Linked DNA regions of Homo sapiens: region 1 is linked to region 2. The links are chromatin contacts, found by Hi-C or POLR2A ChIA-PET in ENCODE. All regions are on one chromosome and are shown on one strand. Each heading gives the region's core, a stretch centred on a gene start or an enhancer-like site at or near the end of the contact. The rest is flanking DNA. Distances are from core to core; before and after follow the strand shown. Region 1 overlaps CDC42BPB (CDC42 binding protein kinase beta). Region 2 overlaps RCOR1 (REST corepressor 1).

Evidence for each region. A loop is a pair of places that touch in the nucleus more often than their neighbours do. ChIA-PET counts read pairs that join two places held with the same protein, here RNA polymerase II (POLR2A). Pooled maps may share reads with other maps.
Region 1: a pooled map shows a loop between it and region 2 (3-fold over the local background). The contact joins two enhancer-like sites. A Hi-C loop is called at or near these places in 2 of 50 pooled maps. POLR2A ChIA-PET finds 5 or more read pairs at or near these places in 2 of 52 experiments (activated T-cell and activated naive CD4-positive, alpha-beta T cell).

The regions. Positions count from the first base shown.
Region 1 is chr14:102,984,123-102,987,543 of GRCh38, forward strand. It overlaps CDC42BPB (CDC42 binding protein kinase beta), which reads right to left. Exons shown (of 37, transcript NM_006035.4): 6 at 2,365-2,458. Among named protein-coding and RNA genes, the nearest start is that of AMN, 63 kb to the left of the region's middle. RefSeq lists enhancers at 2,320-2,954, 2,955-3,421. Within about 2 kb of position 1,725, at least 2 of the 41 ENCODE cell types and tissues checked have a DNase peak (open chromatin) inside an H3K27ac peak, as active enhancers do.
Region 2 is chr14:102,610,125-102,613,251 of GRCh38, forward strand. All of the region lies in intron 2 of RCOR1 (REST corepressor 1), which reads left to right. Among named protein-coding and RNA genes, the nearest start is that of RCOR1, 19 kb to the left of the region's middle. RefSeq lists an enhancer at 1,325-1,404. Within about 2 kb of position 1,272, at least 3 of the 41 ENCODE cell types and tissues checked have a DNase peak (open chromatin) inside an H3K27ac peak, as active enhancers do.

The sequences.
Region 1 (3,421 bases), core at 475-2,974, 370 kb after region 2:
GCATGAAACTCTTGTACACATGGTCTGTCAATACCCAAATACCAGCCACAGCCCCAAACAGTGCCTCTCCAATCCCCCAGGGTTGGCATTTCCCACTCTCTGTCACTGCTCCCAGTGTGATGCAGGGGCCACATGTGCACAGGCCAGCCTTTCTGATTTTCATGTGCAGCACGCAGGGAGTCTTGTGTAGGGTCTGTTTTTAGAATAAAGACTCCAGTGGGGCACAAGAGGCTGCATTTCTAATAAGCTTCTGGGGGTACTAAGGCTGCTCACCTGCAGCCGACCCTGTGGTCTTCCTCATGGGAACATGCAGAAGTTGGTCCAGGCATTAGCCGGGTGCTCAGGCATTCCCTGGACAGCGCACCAGGAGGCTAAGACCGCTCCTACCCCCGCAAGGGAGAAAACAGCTCCCCTGCTATCTACATCAGCAGGCAGGTGCCAGAGTACAGTGACACCTCTGCAGAAAGCTGCGAGGGCACGGGCCACCTCAGAGCAAGCGGGAGGAGCCTGGTGAAGCTGAGAAATCATCCAAGCAGAGAGAACGATGGAGAGTATAGGGCCATCCTGACGGGCTGAGTCTCTAAGACTGAGGCTCAGGCAGGAACTGGAGACAACAACCACAGGCCTGTCTGGGGAAGGCCAGGCTCTCCCGAGGGTCCCCTCTGGGAAGAGAGACACAGGGTCCAAGCAGCACCCCAGAGCCAGTGGTGTGAGAACTGCTCAGGCTGAATGGATCAGCAGAGAACTCCACCTCTATCACTTCCCTGCACGAGTGCGTGGCCAGCCCACAGGAGCTCCTACAGACAGCGGGACCACTGGGGTGTTGGGCGGTGACTCCACGATGAACAACTACTGTGACGGGGTGGAGTGGAGGTGAGGAGGGTAACCCATGCTCTGGTTAAACCATGACGGGGTGGTGTGGAGGTGAGGAGGGTAACCCATGCTCTGGTTATACCATGACGGGGTGGTGTGGAGGTGAGGAGGGTAACCCATGTTCTGGTTATACCGTGACAGGGTGGTGTGGAGGTCAGGAGGGTAACCCATGCTCTGGTTATACTGTGACAGGGTGGTGTGGAGGTGTGGAGGGTAACCCATGCTCTGGTTAAACCATGACGGGGTGGTGTGGAGGTGAGGAGGGTAACCCATGTTCTGGTTATACCATGACGGGGTGGTATGGAGGTGAGGAGGGTAACCCATGTTCTGGTTATACCGTGACAGGGTGGTGTGGAGGTGAGGAGGGTAACCCATGCTCTTGTTATACCGTGACAGGGTGGTGTGGAGGTCAGGAGGGTAACCCATGCTCTGGTTATACTGTGACAGGGTGGTGTGGAGGTGTGGAGGGTAACCCATGTTCTGGTTCAGACCTGTTCTAGTCACTGGAAGACTGGAGTGGAGGACAGCACCCGCCTACCAATTAATCAATATGTGGTCAAGACTATTAAAAACAAGAGACTGGCTTTGTGGAATGAAAATGAGCAAACTGCTTTATTTCTTATAAAACGCTGTCAACTGAAGCCAGTCACATGGGTGCTTCCACTACTGCTTGAAAATCCGCCAGTAGGCAAGAAAGGGATTGCTCTCTCGGAAAACTATTTGATGTTAGACCTTATGATAAGTGTAGGTTTCAAAAAAGAAAAGACTCCAAACATGTAAGAACAAAACTGCAACAGTGGCCACAGACGCAGTGAAAGCAGTTTGCTGCAAGCAGCTGCCAACAGGGTGTGAGCAGAGCTGGGACTGCCCCCATCAGGCTACTCGGCCATGACGCTGGTCTGACTGCGGGGTGGAGACCACAGGGCCTGTGGCCTGAGCCTGGGTCTCCTGGTGATAGCCGATCCGGGGGCAACCTCCTGTTCTTTCCCTGCTGGCGGGAGTGTCAGCTGGCCCCGTAACACTGAGCACCTAGGACTCTATTTCTAGGTCTACAACACCCATAGAGAGGAAACCCCTAGCAGGAAGTTACCTGCCCCAACACAAGTGAGAAAGTACAGTTACATGGTTAATGCCTGCCCACCCGACCAGCCTGGACAGGGCCCTTTAAGGAAGAAGCAGGGAGCGCCCTCGATCTGCTACAGGGCTGGCATGCTTTTAGCCACCTTGGGATTGAGGAAACCTGACAACTCCCATTCTGGAAGGCACACATATTACTTTTGTAAACATAAAAAGCAATAAAGATGCTTTCCAACTTAATTTTTATTTGGGAAACAAAACTCCCCAAACAGAAAATTTCAACTATCTCCAAAATGGATTCATTTTCTGAATTAATATACTTGGTTTCTTAATTGTACCTCAAATTGAAAACTTCCCTTCTGACTATATGCCAAACCCAAAACCAAATGGAAAATCTCCAACAAAAATACCTACAGTGCCATCATCATTCATCTTCAAACATGATCCAAAGTCAGCCAGGCGGATATGACCATTCACGTCCAAAAGGACATTGTCAGGTTTAATGTCTCTGTTTGTAAAATAAACACACAAATTAACCATCTCCATGCAACACATTAGGTAGATCAAAGCCCTTAACTAGTGGTGATCAGATGAATAAATGCTAATATCCTCTTGTGAACAGCTGTCACCATCCAGTACAAATGCCTCTGTGTGACATTCAGCTGGCATGGTGGCAGCCGAAGTCGTATCACTGCCCCTCGTTTAGTCCCCAGTTACCCTGGCGAGGCCCTGTGACGATTCCTACTCGTCTGCCCACCCAGCTAACGAGCCCCTCCTGAGCATCTCCTTGGTGCCAGGCACTGCTCTCCAGCCCACCCACCTATGCACGTGACAACGCTGCCCCTGCCTTCATGAAGCCTGCACACGAGCTGAGGTCTTGCAAACACAAATAGGCACTGCTGTCTCAGGCAGGCTCACACGGTGCAAGCTCTGTGCTGAGTACCACGGAAAACAGGAATGGGACAAAGGGACAGAGGGACACGTGTGGAGGAAGCTGGCTGGGGGCTGCCACACAAAGAGACGGCAGTGGCCAGACGAGGTCCAGGAGGCAGGTGGCGATCTGGGGGAAGACTGCTGCAAACCGCCCCATACCCCCAAAACTGCACTTTATAGATGAAGACATGGAAGCTGAGCCAACTGCCCACAGTTACAGAGCAGCACGTGCTGGAGCAGGAACATAAACACAGGTCTGTCCCACTAACGCCTGTTTCTAAACTACTTTCTGTGCGCTCTCAAACACATGTGCGGGTGCAGGGCACCTCAGAGCATGAATGCTTTTTTCTGGCACAATAAGCTTACATGACTCAACAGTATGAATGCAAACAAACTTTAAAAACAAAGACAGACATTCAGCAAAAGACAAGTACAAGCATGTTCCCAGCGGCACCACTTCTAACAGCCAAAAGGCAGAAACAATCTAAATCTCTGCCTCCAAGAGAATGGGTGAGTAAGCTGGGCTATACTCGTGTGA
Region 2 (3,127 bases), core at 22-2,521:
CATCTCAAAAAAAAAAAAAAGAGAAATCGTCCTTTAAGTCAAGCCTTAAAACGTAGGAATTACCTAGTTAATTTGAATATTAATATTATATGATATATAAGCTGTACATGTTATAAAAATTATTTTGAAAAGTTTAATCTTTAAAATTTTAGTTTAGATTTTCCTTGTAGTTATCTAGAGCTGTGCTGTCCAATAGTGTAGCCACTAGCTACATATAACTATTGAAATTTAAATTAATTAAAATTAAATAAAATTAAAAATTCAGTCCTTCTGTTACACTAGGCACATTTTAGATATTCAGCCATCATATATAGCTAGTAGGTGCCATATTGGACAGCTCAGAATAGAGTATTTTTATCCTCCCAGCAAGTTCAGTTGGGTGGCAATGATCTAGACATTTTGATGAAATGAAAGCTTCATTATTATTGCTATTATTATTATTATTTTTGTGTGTGTGTGACAGAGTGTCGCTCTGTTCCCCAGGCTGGAGTGCAGTGGCGCCATCTCAGCTTACTGCAAGCTCGCCCACCCGCGTTCACACCATTCTCCTGCCTTAGCCTCCTGAGTAGCTGGGACTGTAGGCGCCCACCACCACGCCCGGCTAATTTTTTAGTAGAGACGAGGTTTCACCGTATTAGCCAGGATGGTCTCAATCTCCTGACCTCATGATCCACCCGCCTCAGCCTCCCAAAGTGCAGGGATTACAGGCGTGAGCCACCGTGCCCAGCCCAAAAGCTTCGTTATTATTAATTTTTATAATTCAGACGTTTTGCCTCTTTTGTCAAGTGCATGAAATTTGAGATGGGTACAGCTGAGAAATGTATGATGGCTGTGTGCTGAATTCCTCTAGGGGTGTATTTGTTTAAATATTGCCAATAAGGTGTTCAAAATAAGGTTATTTGAAAGAGCAAGTTGAAATGGAAAGCTTAGGAGAGCTTAGTTTTTTGTTTGTTTGTTTTTTTGAGATGGAGTTTCGCTCTTGTTGCCCAGACTGGAGTGGAATGGTGTGATCTTGGCTCACTGCAGCCTCCGCCCCCACACCATTCAGGCGATTCTCCTGTCTCAGCCTCCTGAGTAGCTGTGATTACAGGTGCTCACCACCACGCCTGGCTAATTTTTTGTATTGTTAGTAGAGATAGGGTTTCACCATGTTGGCCAGGCTGGTCTCTCCTGACCTCTGGTGATCCTCCCACTTTGGCCTCCCAAAGTGTAGGGATTACAGGCATGAGCCACCATGCCCGGCCTCAGCCTATAGTTCTTTTAATGCCCTTGTCTACTAATTCTATCATCTGTGTCATTTCTGGGTCAGTTTCAGTTGCTTGATTCTTTTTTTTCTTCCTCTTTTTGGGTTGTCTTTTCCACCTACTTTGCTTATCTGTTGATTTTTGGATGCCAGACATCATGAATTTTACTTTGTTGGAGGCTGGATATTTTTGTATTTCTATAAATATTCTTGAGTTTTGTTCTGAGATGTGGTTAAAATACTTAAAAATAGTTTGATGAAGTCTTGCTTTTAAGCTCTGTTAGGTGAGATCAAAACCATTTTAGTGTAGGGCTAAGTATTTCCCACTATTGAGTCAAAATCCTTTTGGGGATTCTGTGTGATAGCCCATGGACTATGTGGTTTTCCACTCTGGCTGTGAGGAACTGGCACTCTTCCTGTTCCCATGTGAGCCTTGTGGATTGTTCCATTTGATTCTTTTGGGTATTTTATTTATATTTTTAGAGAAGGTGTCTTGCTCTGTCACTCAGGCTGGAGTGCAGTTTTGTGATCATAGCTCCTTGCAGCCTCAAACTCCTGGGCTCAAGCCATGCACCCCATATAGCTGGGGCTATACCATGCCTGGTTATTTTTATTGTTTTAGAGATAGGGTCTCACTGTGTTGCCCAGGCTGGCCTTGAAGACTCCAGGGTTCAAGCGATCATCCCTCCTCAGCCTCCCCAGTAGCTGGGATTACAGGATTTTGCCATCACATCTGGCTAAGGGGGTGTGGAACCAGGGACAAAGACCAAATACATATTTCATAATATACTACACAAGGTAAATCTGGTTCATGTCACTCTACCTTGACTGGAAGCATAAGTATAGATTTTGCCATGTTGCCCAGGCTGGTCTTGAGCTCCTAGCCTCAAGCGGTCCCCTCTTCCCAAACCTTGGCCTCCCAAAGGTGCTAGGATTGCAGGCATGAGCCACTGCACTTCCTGAGTAGCTGGGATTACAGGTGCGCGCCACCACGCCCGCTAATTTGTTTTGGATTTTTAGTAGAGACGGGGTTTTGGGCCAGGCTGGTCTTGAACTCCTGCTCTTAAGCGATCTGCCCGCCTCAGCCTCCCAAAGTGCTGGGATTACAGGTGTGAGCCACCACGCCCGGTCTGATTTTTGTATTTTTTGTAGGGATGGGGGTTTCCCCATGTTACCCAGGCTGCTCTTGAACTCCTGGCTTCAAGCAATCCACCTGCTTCGGCCTCCCAAAGTGGTGGGATTTCAGGAGTAAGCCACTGCACCCAGCCTTGTTCATTTCAATATTCCTGATGAAGTACTCCATCTGATCTCATTTGCTCTTAGAAATCTGCTTGCTGGTTACCCTGTGCAGTGGCTCACACTTGTAATCCCAGCACTTTGGGAGACTGAGGTAGGAGGATTGCTTGATGCCAGGAGCTAGAGATCAGCTTGGGCAACATAGCAAGACCTTGTCTCTACGTGCACCTGTAGTCCTGGCTACTTGGGAGGTTGAGATGGGAGGATTGCTTGAACCCATGGGTTTGAGGCTGCTATGAGGTATGATCACACCACTGCATTTTAGCCTGAGAGACAGGAGACAGTATCTCTTAGCAAAAAAAAAAAAAAAGAAAAAACAAATCTGACTACCGTATTGATGATTCTAGTCCAGAATTTTCCAAAGGAGTATAGGTGGTTTTTTTGGTTGTTGTTGTTGTTTGTTTTGTTTTTTGAGATGGTGCGAGTCTCGCTTTTTTTGTTTTGTTTTGTTTTTTTGAGATGGAGTCTTGCTCTGTCGCCCACGCTGGAATGCAGTGGCACAATCTCGGCTCATTGCAACCTTCGCCTCCCGGGTTCAAGCAGTTCTTGTGCCTCAGCCTCCCGAGTAGCTGGGACTACAGGCGTGCG